Linked DNA regions of Homo sapiens: regions 1, 2 and 3 are each linked to region 4. Evidence: chromatin contacts called from ENCODE Hi-C or POLR2A ChIA-PET data. All regions are on one chromosome and are shown on one strand. The core of a region is the stretch at or near the end of the contact, and the rest is flanking DNA. Distances in the headings are between cores, read along the strand shown. Region 1 holds the start of FLJ40288 (Putative uncharacterized protein FLJ40288). Region 2 overlaps PLXNA4 (plexin A4). Region 3 overlaps EXOC4 (exocyst complex component 4). Region 4 holds the start of EXOC4 (exocyst complex component 4).

Region 1 (4,834 bases), core at 1,282-3,781, 600 kb after region 4:
ATTTTAGAGTAGTCGACATGTATCAATCTTTTCTTTTTGTGTCCCTTTTTGATTTTGAGTTTGTAAAAATACTCTCCTTTCTTATCTTCTAAATGTTTTAAAGTTTTTTGCTTTTTGTATTTAAGTCTTCAGTGCACCTGGAATTTATTTTTATGTGAGATAAGAATAGTGATTCACACATTTCCCTGGATATCCCATTGGGATATCCAGTGGAATATCTTTGTGTGGATAGACAATTGTCTTGGCACCATTTATTTAAATTAATCCTATCCCCAGTGACCCAAAAGCCACTTCTGTATCAAGAATATGGGTCTACCTAATAAATCTTGAAATCTGGTAAGGCAAGTCCCTTAGTTCGTTATTCTTGAGTGTCTTTCTTTCATTCTTAATCTGGAGGAAAGATGGCAGTACTCGTGTCCAAGGTCATAAGTAGCAGGGACTTAGAACTCTGACAGTTTGTGTGTGATGCTTGTTTATGAGGGCTGCATCAAGTAGACTATGCCAAAAACATCTGTCTGTGGTGCTGAAGTCCCCAATTCAATTAAGGAAATTCCAAGTCTCATTTAGCCTTGGGCTATACTTTCAATATCCTTCTAAGTACTGAATTCCTAAGACAGTGAAACCATCTGACAGGAATGTTGGGGTTTACCCAAGGACAGGATATCAGTGTTTGGCTTGTAAACCAGATGCGGTGGATGTGACAGTCCTGGGAGGGAAGCAGCATGGTCTCAGGATGGCTTGCAGCCAGTGGTGCCGTCCTGTCACACATTAGGAAGAGAAAATGAAGCAGAAGAAAAACGCTGCCTGAGATGTTCTCAGCAAAGTGCTTTTCCATCAAAGCCTCTGCTTCTTGACAAACAGACTCTGAGATGCATCTAGGAATAGCTCTGATGTAGAAAAATACAAGGTCAGAGACACATCGGGTATGGGAAGAGTCCATTTACTCATCTATACAATAGCTATTTATTGAGTGCCTACTATGTGCCAAGCACTATTCTATGGGCTGGGATTCAGCCTTGAACAAAACAGACAAGTTGCTGACGTTTGAATGGGGGAAAGCAGACACTAAACAGCTAAACAAATGAGCCAGATAATCTTACCTATGAATAACAGTTATCTAGAAAGGAAAACTGCATGATGCTCAGGGAAGGTTTCTCTGGGACAGTGTGAATGGCAGGAAGCGGCAGCCTCGGCAAGATCTGCTGTTCAACTCAGTCCTTCAACAAAGGCAGCTCAATAGAGCAGCTGGACCCAGGTGTTGGCACTTCTGTTCCCTTCTCTTGCAGAGACCTGGAGTTTTCTTCCATGCTCTTGGAGGTGGTCTTTCACTCACCAGCTGCCTCACACCCTATCCCCCATCCAATCCCTCCTGCGGACTGTGGTGGCCTCCTTAGAGAGCTGCTGCCTGACACTCGCTCTTCAGAGTTGCCATTGTGTTCTTCCTGACCAGCCCTATCTGCATGAGCTATGGGACCGTGTGCTCTCGGCTGCCCCAGCCAACCTGGCCTTGCCTGTTTTGCAGTGATGTACCAGGCTGTCTGGGGATTCAGGCTCCATTGCTGGAGCTGTCCTTCACTCATCAGGTTCAGAGAGCTCAGAACCAGAAACCAGGAGACCTAGGTTCTCATCCTAACTTGCTATGTGACCTTGGTTAAGCCTGTCTGGACTCCCATCTATAAAATAAAAGGACTGCATTAGTGATTCTCTAACTGTTCTGTGGGACCCAGGTCTTTTCTCTCTGCAGAAGTGATTCGAATTTTATCCAAAAACTATTTTTATGGTTGTAATAGAAAAAACAAAACTCCAATGGTTTATATGCCAAATATCAACAGTTTAAAACCCAACATGTTAATTTGTTTTGCTAGGCAAACTCGTTTTTGCACAGATCTTAGACTAAATCTCTTATTGCCATCTGTGTGTGTGCATGTGTGCATATATATATATGTAAACTATTTATTAAAATGTCATTGATTTGGATGCTTGTAACTCAGCTCTTATCTGGGATGTCTGCACCTAATAAACAGTACCAGCAAGTGCATGACTACAGTGCATACGTTCCCTGAGCAACTCACCACCAGGTCTGTGCTAGCAGCATGTTCTCAGTGAACATTGTAATATAGGCTAGGCCTGGCTTTTTTTTTTTTTTTTTTTTTTTTTTTTTTTTTTTGTAGTTAAATGTTTTAGTTGGAAGGAACTTTAGATATACAGAAAAGTTGTCAAGACAGTAGACAGTTCCTATGTATTCTTCACCAGCCTCCCCTAATGTTAACCTTTTACATACCCCTCATCGCATTGGCAGAGCAGGGAAATTAACATTGGTACAGTACTGTTACCCAAATTACAGACTTCATTCAGATGTCACCAGCTCTTCTACTACTGTTCCCGGGTCCCCTCCAGGGTCCCACATGGCATTTAGTTGTCAGGTCTTCTTAGTCTCCTCCAGTCTGTGTTGGTTTTCCAGTCTTGTTTTTCATGACCTTGACACCTTAGAAGAGTGCGGGTCGTGTATTTTGTAGAATCCCCCTCAATTTGGGTCTGTCTGGTGGATTCTCATGATTAGACTGGGGTTATGCATTCCAGAACCCCAGTCTAATTGTGAGATGAGTTTCAATGCATTCCAGAACCCCAGTCTAATCATGAGATGCAGACCACATGGAGACCTTAATGCATGGAGATCTTGCCCACTAGTAGCGTGGCCCAGCGTTTTGGGACACAGCCCAATCAGACCAGTATTTCCCCTCTGGAGCTGGATTGAGGAGGGAACATGGGGACTGAAACCTTGAATGCTTCTGCTTTAATTACCCCGAAAAGGTAAAAAGCATTGGGCGGAGGAGCCCCCTCATTAGGGATCACTGGGGATACTGAGCAGCATTACTGTTGAGAGTGTGAAGGCAGAGGAAAGCTGAGATACAGCTCTTAGTGATGTCCCTTGGCTGAAGCCCCATGGGAAATGGCCAAATTCTATATTTTATGTCACTGAAAAATTGGTAAGAGTTGGAAAAAGGGAAGGTTCTGTAAGTCACTAGTCTCAGTAATCAGGAATTATTGATACTGTTGGAAATGGAAAGCGTTTCTGTGCTTAGAAGGACATACACGATGTGTGAGTGTGTAAGTGTATGCATATGTGTGTGTGACACAGTGTACATGAGTATATGTGTGACTGAATGTATGCATAAGTGTGTGTGTACGTGAGTGTATGTGTGAGTGCATATGTGTGTATATGTGTATATGACACTGAGTTTGTGAGTTTGTGTGTGTGCATGAGTGTATATGTGAGTATATATATGACTGTGTGTGTGTGAGTATATGTGTGTTTGTGGGTATATGACTGTGTGTTCATGAGTGTTTATGTGAGTATATATGTGACTGTGTGTGAATGTGTATGTAAGTGTATGAGTGTGAGTGTATGACAGTGTGTGTTCGTGAGTATATATGGAAGAATGTGGATGTGTGTGAGTGTATGTGTGTATATGATAGTGTGTGTTTATGAGTGTATATTTTGAGTGTATGTGTATGTGTGTGACTGTGTGTGTATATGTGTGTATATGATAGTGTTTGTGAGTGTATATGTATGTGTGTAATTGCTTGTGTGAATGTATGTGAGTATATTGTGACTGTGTGTGTTTGTGAGTGTGTATGTGAGTATATGTGTGACTGTGTGTATGTGAGTGTATGAGTGTGTATGTGTGTATGATAGCATGTGGGTGTTTGTGAGTGGATAACAGCATGTGTTTGTGAATGTATATGCATGTGTGTGACTGCATATGTGTGAGTATGTGAGTGTACGTGTGTATATGATAGCATGTGTTTTTGAGTGTATGGAAGTGTGTGTTCATGAATATACATGTGAGTATATGTGTGACTGTGTATGTAAGTGTGTGAGTGCATATGTGTATGATAGTGTGATTGTATGACAGTGTGTGCTTGAGAGTGTATATGTGCATGACTGCATGTGTGTGTGTATGTCAGTGTATGTGTGAGTGTATATGTGTGTATATGATAGCATGTGGGTGTTTGTGAATGTATGACAGTGTGGGTTTGTGAATGTATATATATGTGTGACTGCATGTCTGTGTGTATGTCAGTGTATGTGTGAGTGTATATGTGTGTATATGATAGCATGTGGGTGTTTGTGAATGTATGACTGTGGGTTTGTGAATGTATATATATGTGTGACTGCATGTGTGTAAGTCAGTGTATGTGTGAGTGTATATGCGTGTATATGATAGCATGTGGGTGTTTGTGAATGTATGACAGCATGTGTTTGTGAATGTATATGTGTGTGACTGCGTGTATGTGTGTATGTTGGTGTATGTGTGAGTGTATGTGTGTATATGATAGCATGTGGGTATTTGTGAGTGTATGACAGCGTGTGTTTGTATATGTGTGTGACTGCATGTGTGTGTATGTTGGTGTACGTGTGAATGCATGTGTGTGTATATGATAGCATGTGTTTGTGAGTGTATGACAGTGTGTGTTCGTATGTGTGGCCGTGTGTCTGTGAGACTGTGGAACTGGCAGTGGCTTGGGAATTGGGTCCTAGTTCCAGCCTAGTTTCATGCATTCAACAACTCTACATCTCAAATATCCTCTTTCATAAGATGAGCCCACCAGTAGGGCTCAGACTGAGTGGCCTAAACAACAGGCATTGATTTCCCAAAGTTCTGGGGGCTAGGAAGGCCAAGAGCAAGGTATCAGTAGGATTGGTTCCTGGTGAGGGCCCTCTTGCTGGCTTGCACATGGCCACCATCCTCACTGTGTCCTCACAGGGCAGAGAGAGCACTCTGGTCTCTCTTCCTCTTCTCATAAGGACACTAATTCCATCACTGGGACC
Region 2 (4,425 bases), core at 1,826-4,325, 820 kb after region 4:
ACATCAGGGAGAGACAGGATAGCATGCACAGAGTGTTCACCTACCTCTCTGCCCTCCTTGCCTCCCACCCTGGGCAGCTGGGACAGGCATGGCAGAGATGCCAACCAAGATGGATAAGGTGAGCTGGGCCCCAGGGACAGCAATGTGGGTACACTACGGTGGCCAGAAAACCATGGAACCGGGAGCTGGGTGCACACTGTGGCCAAAAGAGAGCTTGGAAAGCCAGCACCGGAGTGCCAAATCTGATGCCAGTGAGGGCACTGGGGAGAGAGAAGGAGAGACAAAAGCAAAGTGTCAGAAACTGAGGAAATAGGAACGGAAAGGAAGGGCAACCAAAGGCGGGAAGCGTCCTTGGAGTCAGGCAAGGCTGCGCAGTGGTGGGCAGACCAGCCTGGTTTCAAGACCCAGCTTGGAATAGTTGCATAGTAATGGCACCTAGTAGGTGCTGAACATGCTTTCATTGATGGGCTGACACTGGTTCATCCATCTCTAGGGACTGGGATCATCAACTTTTCCTTCTGTGAATCCTTAGCCTGGTGTTAGCATGTCAGGCACTTTTGTTTCTAATTTCCCCCCTCTGCCTACTCAACTGAATGGAATGAGGGTATGGAGGGAATTTTCCAATATGGTGATTCTTTCTAGAATCCGAAGAGGTGCCAGATGAGGTTAGGAAGTCAGGGCTGACCTGAGTCCTTTTATCTCCTTGCTCAGGAGGTCGCGGATATCACAGGTATCACAGGTCAGGTCTTCTGTTTGGGGCCTCTCCTTCTAAGGGGTAAATTGTGCAGCTCTCTAAGTAGGAAATGATAAAAGATAAGATGGTGTCCAGCTGGTTCTCTTTTCTGAGAACAGAGAGGAAGCTTCATGCACAAGCCAGCTACTCTCTTCCTTTCAGTGGTGTTTCTACTGTCTCCAAAGGGAAATGAATGCTGAGCACAAACCTCAGAAAGACGCCCTATCTTAGAACAGTTCTGCTGTGGCCGTGGCCACATGTTTTCTCTTGCAGTTGTGTTTCATTGAGTGTCTTTTTACCTCCAGCCACCTGTGTTTGGCACTAATGAGCAAGGGTGGCACTGAAGCCTTTGCTGGGTATGTAGGGTAGAAGGCTTCCTGTCCACTTCAGGGACCCCCAAAGCATGTTTTTGGTATTGCTTTGTTACTGTGACAAAAGGTGACATCAAACCAGTGGCTGTAGGAAAAGGTAACATCACAGAGTTGTCAAAAGCGGTGAGTGATCTCAGAGTCAAAACTATTGATTTTTCCCCCCAAGTTTTACTCTAGTAAAGGAACATTTATAGAATTTAGGAAATTAAATATGGCTCCTAAGTTTTCCAACGCAGTCAAGTGCTTTAGTCTAGTCATTTTTGTTGGCCCTGTTGCCCATTTGGTGTGTGTATCAACCGGAACTAGACAGAAACCTCCTATGTGTAAGAGCCACTGTAATGCACAATGTAAGTATAATGAGAAACACTTACAATGGTGGGGTGGTAATGCATACAAGAGACATGATAGCTCCAACAATGTACTGTACTTGTTTGCAGAGATGCTGCGGGAAAAAAATGCTAAAAGGGACTCGAAAGGCCTAGGAGTTTAGGCAATGTCATTTCTAGTGGTGTGTTTCTGGAAAGATCCTTTACTTTTGGGGGCTTTGTCTATACGATAAATGAACCTACTTTAGAGGGATGTTGTAAAAATTAGATGAGATTTTTTTCACTTTTATTCAAAAGTGAACGCACTATCCAAATGCAAACTGCTTTTAGCAATACTGTTTTCTTAAGAGATGTTCCCACAGCCTCCTTCTTACCCATTCCCTCAGTTTTTCCATCTGTGAAATAGTCCTTCCCCACACCCCATCAACAAGCAGACCTCCTCCCCTTCTCTCCCTCACGTTAGTGAAGGAAGAATAATAGATGTGAAAATCTTTGAGTTCCTTGGAACCAAGGAGTGGGATAAATACCCTATATTGATTATGATGATTATATCTGGGACTAGAAAAATATGATTGCCTGGTTGCCAGTAGCAACCAGATGGCAATGCAGGAGTAGGAAGTTGAGCTGTGTTGTGTGGAGAGCTTCCCTGAGCACAGAAACACATTTATTTTCTTCTTTTTCTCAAATCCCCATTCCTGCTTTCTTGGACTGGCATTCTTGCTTTTGGGAGACTGGTCACTCATAAACGGGATTCGAAGGGAGTTGCAGAGAGGACTAACTAAAGGCTTCTTAGAGAATGCCACGAGTGACTGGTGAGTCGTCCGTCACCAGTTCTGGTACCCCGTTAGATGCAGGGATGGGATACCCAGCTTCTTGGAGTGAGGAGGGTGGGCTGTAATTGGACCAGGGAAGAGAAGAGACTACTATTGTGGAGAAACACAGAACCTCCACGCAAAGGAAGACAGAGGAGCCATCTAAAAAGGTGTGGGGGAGAGCTCATGACAGAGGCCACCAGTAGGCAGTATGAGGAGGGTCTGAGCCTGGTTAAAACCACTTCCACCTAAGCAGAAACCAAGGTCTCAGGCAGGCATTGATTATGAGAGGCGAGGTCCTATCCTCGTCTCAGGTGTGAGCAACCGTGTCTCCAAATTCCAGATTCCTCTGTAGCACTGGGCTACGGTCTGTGCTGAACACACATTATCTCACGTACCCTTATTTAACTGATGTCCTTATTTACGTAGTCACATGGCCAGGGAGCGCTGAGGCCAAGACCAGAGCTCATGGCTGCCTGGATGCAGGGCCTGTGCTCTCTCTGCCAAGATGCTGATCATGTTCCTAGCAGGTCAGAGGCCTAAATCGTGAGCATGAGGGTTCCCAAAAGTGAGCCCTCTTGCAGGTCAGATGTCTTGCAGGTCAGAGGTCTTGGCTTGAATGCTGTGACACTCCTGTGTTCTAAGAAAGAAGGCATTTAACTTCTGAGTCACGTCTTCCCCCTCCCTTCCTCCTTCCCTCTCACAGTGTTGGGGCTATGAGTTTTCTGTTGAGCACATTGACTTGCCTGACAAAGGTCCCCACATGGGACTGCACATTTCTGGTTGTTGGTTTTCACTAGCTGGCTGAGGAGTGACGAGGAGGGTGTATGTCAGCTTCCTGAGGATGTGGTGTGTGCCTTACCACCCAGGATTGGGAGGGGGAGAGGGGAGGTGGGGAGTGATTGTGGACTGTGGTCAACTACCCTTCCACCTCTCTGGCAAAAACAAGCTTCTCTGGCCTGACTGGGACTCCTGGCCAATGGACAGAATTTGACCAAGATTAGCAAATTTCTATTGAGAATCTGCTCCATGCAGGGCACGAGGGTAAGCACTTCACATGTTTAACCACATCTCAGCTTCACATGGACCCTGTGAGATGATGACTCCATTTTATTGCCTCGGTTTTACAGATAGGGAAACTGGGTTCTAGAAAGGACTGATCATTTACAGGGAGTAAGTGCTGGAGTTGGACTTGAGCCCAGTTTATCTGATTCCCGGGTCTACACTCATAACCATGAATCACTTTACAAGTCCCACCTCCTCCCGCTGGCCCACAGCCACTCTTCCGCTTCACCCAGCGGTGTGGCCGAGGCTGCTGCTCCTGTCCTAGTTTAGGGTTTCTTTAAAGAGACTCCTTGCTTATCCAGTCCTTATGTACTCTGCCACCATGTTCACTTTCCTAATCTCATTGCCACCCAACCATCTTTGCTCAGAAGATTCAATGCCTCCTACCACCTACAGATGTTTAAACTCTTTTGCCTGACTTTCTTGGCCCTCAACAATCTAGAAACAGCTTAACTCTGGGTTGTTAGCACTCAAGCTATTACTCCTCAAGAGGCATGAAGACTGCAACCTCAGCTATGCATGTTCTTATAGACACCATCATGCCTTGCTAGTTGTTCTTTCTGGCTGGAATTTTTCTCTCCTCTTTCTCTGTGCCCCAACTGTGCATACCCTAATCCGACTCATCTTGTCAGGCTTAGCTCAACTGCCCCCTCTGTCATTGGCCCTTTCTTGGCTTCCTCAGCTGGACCTAATTCTCCCTCCTCTCTGCTTGCATAGGATTTGATCTGCCTTGTGCTACTTAACCATTTCCATCTTGCACATTGATTTACTAATTCACTCAGCATTTCCTGAGCTTCTCCTGTGTGCCTCATGCGGTGCTGGGTGCTGGGTGCAGAAGAGGAGTAATGTCCCTGCTGTCAGGGTACTAACCGCATAGAGACTTGATGTCTGTATGTGTCTGATATCCTGTGCCTGATTTTCCTCTGGCATGATGCCAGAATAGGCATTCACTCAATATGCTGGTTTTGAATGAATGAAGATACTTGGTACTCCCTGTTGCTAAACGGAGAGGCAGTAGGAGAAGACAGTGGTAAGTTAGGTTGTGCTGCATAGAAACTCAGGATGTTGGTCTCTTATTACCTCATATGCCACAAATACCCTCTGCATAGAGAGGGGCA
Region 3 (4,660 bases), core at 886-3,385, 600 kb before region 4:
CAGGAGGACTGAGAGAGTATAAAGCAGCAGAGGTGCTCTACTGATTGTCTGGGGTAAGCCGTACATGAAAAACAACTGTCCACTTCTCTTTGCTGATAAAAAAAATATATATATTTATATATATATTTATATATATATATATTTATATATATATATTTATATATATTTATATATATATTTATATATATTTAGATATATTTAGATATATTTAGATATATTTAGATATATATATATTTAGATATATATATAGCCTTAGGAATAGAGAAGCCATTATAATCCAATAATCAGCTAGAGGGCAGCACTGTGTCATCTACTTGCTGCAAATGAGAAAGACATGAAGACAATATGAGAATCATAAAAAGTAGGGATGATATACTGCACAAGTCTCTAGCTGATGATCTAGATCATAAAGTGTCTTCCTTTTTTTAATTAATGCCAACAGGCAAGTTTTTTTTTTTATTGGCTTCTAGGGAATAAGGAAAAGGGATGGTGAGGAGGATACACCCAAGCAGATGAAATGGCTAAGAGGGACTATTTGAAGGTAGGGCTGGAGTGGGAGTTAGGAGGGCTCAAAAGTTTAAAGTGCCTTGGGGTCCCACACAGCCTCTCAATTTTGCTGATGGCTGTGCTTGTGTTTTAAAAATAAAATATCTGCTGAGTGGATTAAAGGAGTGAATTGAATTCCCGAGGCTCCGATTACTTTTCCCTTTGCCAGTTTTTATCAGCAACGATCAGTAAGACTGTCAGATCTGATGTAAGCTGCCTTCCTCTTGCACTCTTCTTTAGCTTCACAGCATGTGAAGCACAGGATTAAAATGTATGTGTGTGTGTGTGTGTGTGTGTGTGTGTGTGTGTGTGTGTGCTCTTTCAACAACTGAGCCCAGTTGAGAAGAATGCTAAAGAAAATTCCCTAGGAATCGGAGGACCAATAAGAGGTGGCAAGCATGTGCAAGAGAACACCATCCTTGGTCTCGAAGGTATGGCCCTCCATCAGTCCCCAGAGTCCGTCATTCCCAGCTCTACCCCAGCCTCACCCTGAGGAACAGGGAGCTGGACAGCTCGTGTCTGCAGAGGCATGTGTAAAGTGATGCTACTGATGTGTTATTATAAGGCCTCTCCCCACAGCCAAATGGGCTGGACCTTTTGACACACTCCCTCTCTCCCTGTGCACACTGATGCCCTGATGAGGCAGGTGCCTGCCAGTTCCTGGTTGAGGTTGTTTCCTCTGGGCACCACATCCACTTGGAGGTTAAACACTGCCTCCAGAGGGCAAATGGAAACAGTCAATGTTTTTGACTCACCCCGCCCCCTAGGGACTATAAACTGCTGAAACCTTGTTCGTGAATACTCTGTGCCCACAAATATGCCAGCCAAAGAATGCACCTAGAATGAGGGCACAGCACAAACAGGCTGCTCGGCTTACAGGAACCAGCAAGTTCTTCTCGGGTTTAATCTGTCCAGAAGAGGGGGGAAATGTCTCTAGAATAGGATCACTATAGAGACATTCCTCAGAGATGAATACAAACATGAGCATGGGGAAGGGCTCAATAAACACTGGCTAACTGTATCACACTGAAGCAGGACGTCTCCCCACTGGCAATGGTTGGGAATGGTTTCCCAGTTCTCAGGTGTGCCTAAGCTACTTAGATATTAGGGCAAAGAAAGATTTTCTTTCCCTATAAAATAGATAGAGGTGGCGATAGTCAAAAACTGATGAGATACTGACAATACGAATATTGAAACCAGGTGCAGTGGTGCATGCCTGTAGTCTCAGCTACTCAAGAAGTTGAGGTGGGAGGATTGCTTGAGCCTACAAGTTCAAGACCAGCCTGGGCAACATAATGAGACCCTCTCTCCATGACTCTAAAAAGTTGTGTGTGTGTGTGTGTGTGTGTGTGTGTGTGTGTGTGTGTGTGTGTGTGTGTTAAAGAGAGAGAGAGAGAGAGACAGAAAGAGAGGGAGAGAGAAAGAGAGGGCGAGGGACAGACAAACAGAAAGAAACAAAGAAAGAAACAGATGGTAACAGAGCCCAGCCAACTACATGAAGCAGGTATTCCATCTAGTGAATAAGCACATAGTTACCCTCCATGTCATGCTAAAGAATGGCATTGTTCCAAAGAAGCTGGAGACGACCTCGATTGCTTAAACCACAGTCAAAATGCACTTAACTGGTACTTCTCTACCTTAGGCTACAGCCATTTACTGGATTCTGAACATTAGGAGCAAAAAGACAGGTAATTGACTAAATCCGGCTTCCAGTAACTTACTCCATGTCAGATTCTGCCAGGCCTTCAAGGAATACTTGACAGCAGAGATGCCCGATTGTGCATTTATTTATTGTTTTGTTTTTTGTTACTCTTTGGTCCCTAGATCATTGTGAAAGTAAGCAATAAATGTGCTTTGTGTGAATTTTAAGGATGGATTTTAAGTGGCAGCAAATGTTGCTATTCCTTTCCCTTAGAAAAAAATGTTTTTTATCAAACAAGACTCTATAAGCTTTTACTTGTTCCCCAATCTCCACCCCAAGGACAGGAGTCAGGAAAATGCTATGCTTATTTTTTTAAAAGCGGGGGAAAGGATTTTAGAAACTATTGATTAAACTTCAATCATCCCTTGGGTTATGAATATTTAGACAAAGAAATGTTAACTAAGAGCCATTATACATTCACCTAGATATTATGCTAATTTTCTTTTCTTTTCCTACAGGATTAGCAGACTAAGAGACCTATATGTGTTGAATTATCTCATGGGCTATCCTTGCAGTAAAAATATGAGGAAATGAAAATTCATGTAGTCAAATATTAGCAGGTGGTTGAAAAGCTATCCTGAGAAAAGGTCGCTTAATGGATTCTTTCAACTAAAGGGATACTTGTAACAGACTATAGTCCTTAGAAATGACCTATATATGTAATCCCAGCTACTCGGGAGGCTGAGGCAGGAGAATGGCTTGAACCCGGGAGGCAGAGGTTGAGGTGAGCAGAGATTGCACCACTGCATTCCAGCCTGGGTGACAGAGCAAGACTCCGTCTCAAAAAAAAAAAAAAATGCTCTATACAATGACTTTATTGCCAACTTTGAATAAAAAATTTATTTATTAAACTTAAAACCCAAAAGCTGAGACTGCTTTAGTATTACTAACGACAAAGTCAGGATTCAACATTATTCTAATAAGGCTTGAGAACAAAATTATAAAATTTAAGAGCAACAAATGTTTTTCACTGAGATTCCAAATTACTGGTTTTGTCAAGATTATAAGAAAATTTTAAAAGATCTGGGTATTTTAATTTGCCAAAAATAAGTTTGTATGAGAAGTTTGACTAGGTTCTTAGAAAAACAATGGCGACAACCAAAAATCCTGGGCTGGACTAACAGCAGTATAATGTAGTATGATGACTCGTGGGAAGATCAAATCAACTGGAATGAACTGTTGAAGTTTGTGACACTCTCCTGCTTAAAATCTTCCAATGGCCACCTACTATGCTTACAAACTATACTTACCTGAGCCATGGTAACACAGCTATGATGCCTTAAATACGCTGGCTGCTGCCTTCCTCTCTGATATTGCTGAAGTGACTCTCCTCTTCTCTTGCTCTACTTTCCACATGACCTCTCTTTCTTTTGACAAGACTCATGTTCACCATAGAGCCTGCCATGCACCACTCCCTCTGGCTGTAATGTGCTGCCCACAGATCTTCATTCACTCCCTGGCTCCTCTGTATTATTCAGGAACAGCTCAAATGGCACCTTCTGAGATGCTTTCCCCATCACTGATCAAAACATGCCACCCTGGCAGGGCCAGTGGCTCACACCTGTAGTCCCAGCACTTTGGGAGGCCAAGACAGGAAGACGGGTTGAGCTCAGGAGTTCGAGACCAGCTGGGGTAACATAGCAAGGCCCTGTCTCTATTTATAAACAAAATAAAAAACATACCACCTCTCTGCAAATATTTTCTATCATATTATCTGATCTTATTTTCTTTGTAACATTTTTGACTACTAGAGACCATCTTGCTTATTTATGTGTTTCCTGGTTTACTTGATTTTTCCACTACAAGACTAGAAGCTCCATGAAATATCCGACTTTGCCTGCCTTCTTGTCTGCTGTATCCCCAGCCTCCAGAATAGTGCCCAAAGGAGAACAGTGGCTCCAGAAGTATTTGTTGAATAAAAAGTTAAACATGTGTGCTTGACAGATCACAGCTGACTGTGTTTAATTCTAGTTATCTTATTTTGAGAGGGACACTGGACATTTTCCAGGGGAAAGTAACCAGGATGTTGAGAATTCTAGAAACTTCCTCATATGAGGAAGAATTGAATAAGCTAGGAAGAGTCAATCTAAAGAAGAGAAGGTGAACAGGAAACATGATAGTCATCTTGCAGAAAAGAAAGCAAACTTGTTTTGCCAATATTCCAGATGGCAAAACTAGAAGGAATGAGTAAATTACAGGGAAACAGATTTTTGGTTCAATTATAAGGAAAATCTTTGTTAAAAAAGGAAAGGAGGCCAGTCATGGAGTGGAATGACTTTTGGAATGGGAAGTTTCCTGCTAAGGTCTGTATTCAGCAGAGGCCGGATGACCATCTGTTGGAGTGATATAAAATGGATTTTGACATGGGTGTGTGTGTGTGTGGGGGGGTAACCTAGATAACCTTTAAGCCCT
Region 4 (4,471 bases), core at 1,705-4,204:
CCAGCCTGGGCGACAGAGAGAGACTCCAGGACTACGTCTCAAAAAAAAAAAAAGGAATAATGAATACAATGTTGCAAGAAGGGAAACACAAAGGACATAAATTGAACAGAAATACAAGAAGCAACTTCCAAGTGACAGCACAATTTACTAACAAGAAACATACATTCCTGGTTCTCTTACCCGCAGGACTCTCCCCCCATTCCCCATCCCAAACACCAAAGTAATACTTCCATTGTCCTCTCATTCACTACCACTGTTTATAAAATTTAAACCACTGGGTATGTTCAAAAGCATATTAGGAAGGAAATAACAGGAAGTTATAGCTACCAACATCCTCACTCCAACACCAAAATCTCCCTGTGACTCAAAGAAATGTTGAAATACAAACACCAACACCATTCGGTCTTAAGGTCATATATAACAATGCATCCCAAGCCTTAATAAACTTGCCCAGGATACTAGGTCTAGACATTCCCTTACACCATGCTTGTAAAAACTATATCACAAAAGTGTTATGCAGTGATCTGAGGTGGTCAAGGATAAAGTAGAAAAATGAGGGCTGGGCACGGTGGTTCATGCCTGTAATCCCAGCATTTTGGGAGGCCAAGGCAGGCAGACAACAAGGTCAAGCGATCGAGACCATCCTGGCCAATATGGTGAAACCCTGTATCTACCAAAAATACAAAAATTAGGTGGGTGTGGTGGCGCACGCCTATAATCCCAGCTATGCGGGAAGCTGAAGCAGAAGAATCACTTGAACCTGGGAGGCGGAGGTTGCAGTGAGCCGAGATCGCGCCACTGCACTCCAGCCTGGGGACAGAGCAAGACTCTGTCTCAAAAAAAAAGAAAAGAAAAGAAAAGAAAAGCAATATAATGCACAACAGAGATCAAAGTAAAAAATACCTAGGCCTAAATCACAGTGATAAAATGAAGGTCATATATTAATAAACTGGCATAAGAGATGGATGGATAACCACAAAATCTTAGCCATCAAGCAGTAGGGGGTTCCTCCTGGAGAATATTAAGGAATGGTCAAGCAAAGGCAATGTATGTTCTGAATTAGCATTAGTAAAAAAAGCTTTAGGTTGGCTTTCATGCTGTTTTCAAAAATATGACATTTAGAGTAAATTCAACTGGCCCTGAGGAAAATACAAATAGCATAAAAGAAATGGGAACAGCCTGGAGAATCAAAAGTACACAGATGAGATGACACATTTCACTTTCATTAGAAACAGCCACTCCTCCTGGATTTCCATAACATTTCATGTCTCTCTCGTAGTCTTATGTCATCATTTTTACTGACATGTTTTATCCCCCAGGTAAACTATACTCTCCTCAAGGGTAACACTGTGCCTGCTTCATCTTTGCAAAACTCAGGGCATTTACTCATTAAGTCAACAAATATTATTCAATATGTAATACGTGCCAGACGCCATACTGTCAACTGGCACTAAATACCTATTGTTTAAATAAATGTTGACTATAAGGTAGAAAAAACAAACAAGTTCAAAAAAGGATCCAAATAATGTCCTGGTATTCTAATTCCACAGGAAATTCAGATGGGAAACAACAAACATTCTTATTGGAATTTTAGTATCATGAGATACATCTACACTACCTGCGTATTGTCACAGCGAGAATGTGGGCCTATAGATTCACAATACAACAGCACTTCCTCTGTATGGCCTACCAAGTATATTAAGCATTTCCACACAGAGATGTTTTTCTCTTAAGCCCAAAAGAAAATTAAAGTAATGATTTAATAGGCCATAATCTTAAAGCCTCCTAAATAAGACCCATAAGATGTGTCTTTGTCAGTGAGTGGTAAGCTGTTCTAATGGTTTGATACATGCATTCATTGAAGTGCTTAGTACCTACCAGATAATGTTGGGCCCTGGGTTTTGAAAAGATGATCAATACATTCCAGAAAACTTGCAAGAACTCAAACAAAAGTTTAGTATAGGTGGGGAAAAATAGAGTGTTTGTTTATGAAAAATAAACGAGTTGAAATTCAAATGCCAACAACGTAAAAAACGTGCCATAATAAATTTTATTTAGATTGGTTTTAGTCAGTACCTGCATCATATCCAAGATTCTTGAAAGGGTTCCCCCATCCTCAATATATTTCGCTTTTTTAAAAAAAAGCTCCTAAAAGATCCACCGCTCCCACTCCACCCCCACCCTAATCTTCTGGGAGGTGCAGAGGGGCAGTGCATGGAGGATAATTTGAAATTGGTTTGGTTCTGTTTTTTAAGGAATGGACCAGAATGCGGAGGCAGGGCAAAAAATTGAAAACCGATGTGTGCCTTCAAACCCAGTCCTCCTACCAGCTCACTGCAGATTCTTGTATTTGTGGCTGTGGCCACGCACAGGTGGTTGAAAGTATCCAGAGTGTGAAAACACAAATCTGCAACTCGTGACAGGAATCTCCGGACTCCAAGGCCTTACACCCCAAAGTCCAGGAAACAAGACGCCTTTCTCAGTGAGTGCTGCTACAGGCAAACAATAAACAAGCATTTTAGGAATCAATAAACACACCTTTACACCTGGTTTTCTCTACCAAACCCAAATAGCGTGCTTTGGGGTCCCGAGACTGTAATAGAAGGTGCTGCCCCTAAAGAAAAGACTGAGGCGGGGCTCCTCTCTCTATAGCTAACCCCAGAAAAAAAAGGTGGAGGGGGAATTGCTGGGGCCCTGGGGAGGGGTTAGAGCCCTGGGGAGGGGCTGCGGGAGGCAAGGAGGAAAGGGGAGAGCAGGGTGGGACCCAGCTAACCCTTCTCCCTTCCAAAGCGGAGGTCGAGCCGCTGCCCCCAGTCCCCAGACCCTGCCTCCTGCCTCCCTCACCTGATCACAGAGATGAGCAGCCCCGAGGGGTCTTTGCTTTTGCTGACTGTGCTTCTGTATTTCCCACCAGCTGCTTCTGCCGCCATCTTGGACGCGGGGAGAGCCGCTAGGCTCCAAGGAAGCCAAGGGTGCGTAAATTCTGTATTTGACCCCGCAGGAGTCTCCACCAATGGGTGAAGAGAATTCCAGAGGCGCGGAAGTGGAAAATCCAATCACTGAAGTGAGGAGGCGGGACTAAGGGAGCAAGTTTTGAGGCCACGACGCGCGTGTTCTCTCTAAGCACTCTGGGAGTCGTAGTTTTCCTTCTCCGTCTCCTGGGCGCGCAGGAAAGCTAAACCAGCTGCAACTTCCTAAGTCTTGTAATGAGTGTCTTCATTTATCTTTATTCTGACTTCCAGCTTTTTTCAGTTTCCTTGCTTTTAGAATTTTGTCAGGCTTTAAATCAAATTTATCTGATGATGCCAAAATGTGTTAGGGTTTGTATTTAAATGAAAGAGGGGTTCTCTGCCGGATGTCTATGTGCGAAGTTTTTGCCTTAAGTGCAAGTGATTTTTTAAAAAATCCAATAAAATACGAAAATGAATATAAGCAGAAATGCTTTTCTTTAGTATTCTGTAAAACTAATGTTTCTACATTAGGTTTATGTGGAGTTCAATTTTTCCCAATGTTCCTATATTTCCAGATAGTTCTAAAACCACACGTACAGGAATAAATGAATATTGATGAAGAAAAGACAGTATAAGCTAAAAACAAACAGACCACACTGCAGATTCCTTTTTTTTTTTTTTCAAGCTAAATGAAATACTTAGTAGTAATGCACATTTGTGTTAATACTTTTACCGGTAAGTTTTTAGTATTTCCTGCATTTGGTTCCGTTGGCTTAGTCATTAATTCATAAGACCAAATGAACAAAACAAAACAAAAAAGACCAGAATGTGCGTGGAAAGTGGTTAGACTGAGGAACAAGAATAATAATAATTTAAAAGTAAGGAAGGAGGTGGCCTGCTCAGTAGCAATAAAGATTGAAGAACTTAAAGGAATAGAAAGCAAACTAACTCAGAGGTCATGGAGTTGTGAGCAGCAAGCTCAGAACACATCAATTACTTTTATTAAATAGACATCGAGCTGGTAGAAGTTCACATTTTTAAAAATTAGTTGAAGATAACACACACACACACACACACACGATAACTTAAAAGTATTCATAACCTTTGGCCCAATAATTCCAGTTCTAGGGACTTTGTTCCTAAAGAAATATAGAGTATTGACATTTTTTAAATAACACAGAAGAATTAAATAAATTATGTAACATTCAAATGAGGAAATAACATATAGCTTCTGGAAATCATAATTTTAATGGCTTTTAAAGAAAATAAGATTTTTGGGCCAAGTGTGATGGCTCACACCTGTAATCCCAACACTTTTTGAGAGGCAGAGCCGAGCAGACCACTTGAGGCCAGGAGTTTAAGACAAGCCTGGCCAACATGGTGAAACTCCGTCTCTACTAAAAATGCAAAAGTTAGCCGGACCGTGGTGGTGTGTGCCTGTAATCCCAGCTGCTTGGGAGGCTGAGGCATGAGAATTGCTTGAACCTAGAAGGCGGAGGCTGCAGTGAGCCAAGATCGTT

What was found. A loop is a pair of places that touch in the nucleus more often than their neighbours do. ChIA-PET counts read pairs that join two places held with the same protein, here RNA polymerase II (POLR2A). Pooled maps may share reads with other maps.
Region 1: a map of naive thymus-derived CD4-positive, alpha-beta T cell shows a loop between it and region 4 (3-fold over the local background). The contact joins the promoter of FLJ40288 here to the promoter of EXOC4 in region 4. A Hi-C loop is called at or near these places in 2 of 168 maps with a recorded cell type or tissue (both naive thymus-derived CD4-positive, alpha-beta T cell) and 10 of 50 pooled maps.
Region 2: a loop to region 4 is called in a map of natural killer cell, with 3 times the contacts of the local background. The contact joins the enhancer-like site here to the promoter of EXOC4 in region 4. A Hi-C loop is called at or near these places in 1 of 168 maps with a recorded cell type or tissue (natural killer cell) and 6 of 50 pooled maps. POLR2A ChIA-PET finds 5 or more read pairs at or near these places in 1 of 52 experiments (T-cell).
Region 3: a map of mammary epithelial cell shows a loop between it and region 4 (4-fold over the local background). The contact joins the enhancer-like site here to the promoter of EXOC4 in region 4. A Hi-C loop is called at or near these places in 5 of 168 maps with a recorded cell type or tissue (Calu3, IMR-90, PC-3 and 2 more), 4 of 37 single-sample maps with no recorded cell type and 10 of 50 pooled maps. POLR2A ChIA-PET finds 5 or more read pairs at or near these places in 2 of 52 experiments (OCI-LY7 and PC-9).

The regions. Positions count from the first base shown.
Region 1 is chr7:132,646,491-132,651,324 of GRCh38, reverse strand. FLJ40288 (Putative uncharacterized protein FLJ40288) reads right to left here and starts at 2,531. Exons shown (of 5, transcript NR_046323.1): 1 at 2,282-2,531. It also overlaps a transcript of PLXNA4 not described here.
Region 2 is chr7:132,430,026-132,434,450 of GRCh38, reverse strand. All of the region lies in intron 3 of PLXNA4 (plexin A4), which reads left to right. Among named protein-coding and RNA genes, the nearest start is that of PLXNA4-AS1, 80 kb to the right of the region's middle. Within about 2 kb of position 3,075, at least 6 of the 41 ENCODE cell types and tissues checked have a DNase peak (open chromatin) inside an H3K27ac peak, as active enhancers do; they include natural killer cell, where a contact is called at or near this core.
Region 3 is chr7:133,850,611-133,855,270 of GRCh38, reverse strand. All of the region lies in intron 11 of EXOC4 (exocyst complex component 4), which reads right to left. Among named protein-coding and RNA genes, the nearest start is that of LRGUK, 270 kb to the left of the region's middle. Within about 2 kb of position 2,135, at least 3 of the 41 ENCODE cell types and tissues checked have a DNase peak (open chromatin) inside an H3K27ac peak, as active enhancers do; they include PC-3 and mammary epithelial cell, where a contact is called at or near this core.
Region 4 is chr7:133,251,561-133,256,031 of GRCh38, reverse strand. It overlaps EXOC4 (exocyst complex component 4), which reads right to left and starts at 2,954. Exons shown (of 18, transcript NM_021807.4): 1 at 2,845-2,954. The coding sequence starts at 2,930. RefSeq lists enhancers at 2,868-2,927, 3,138-3,187.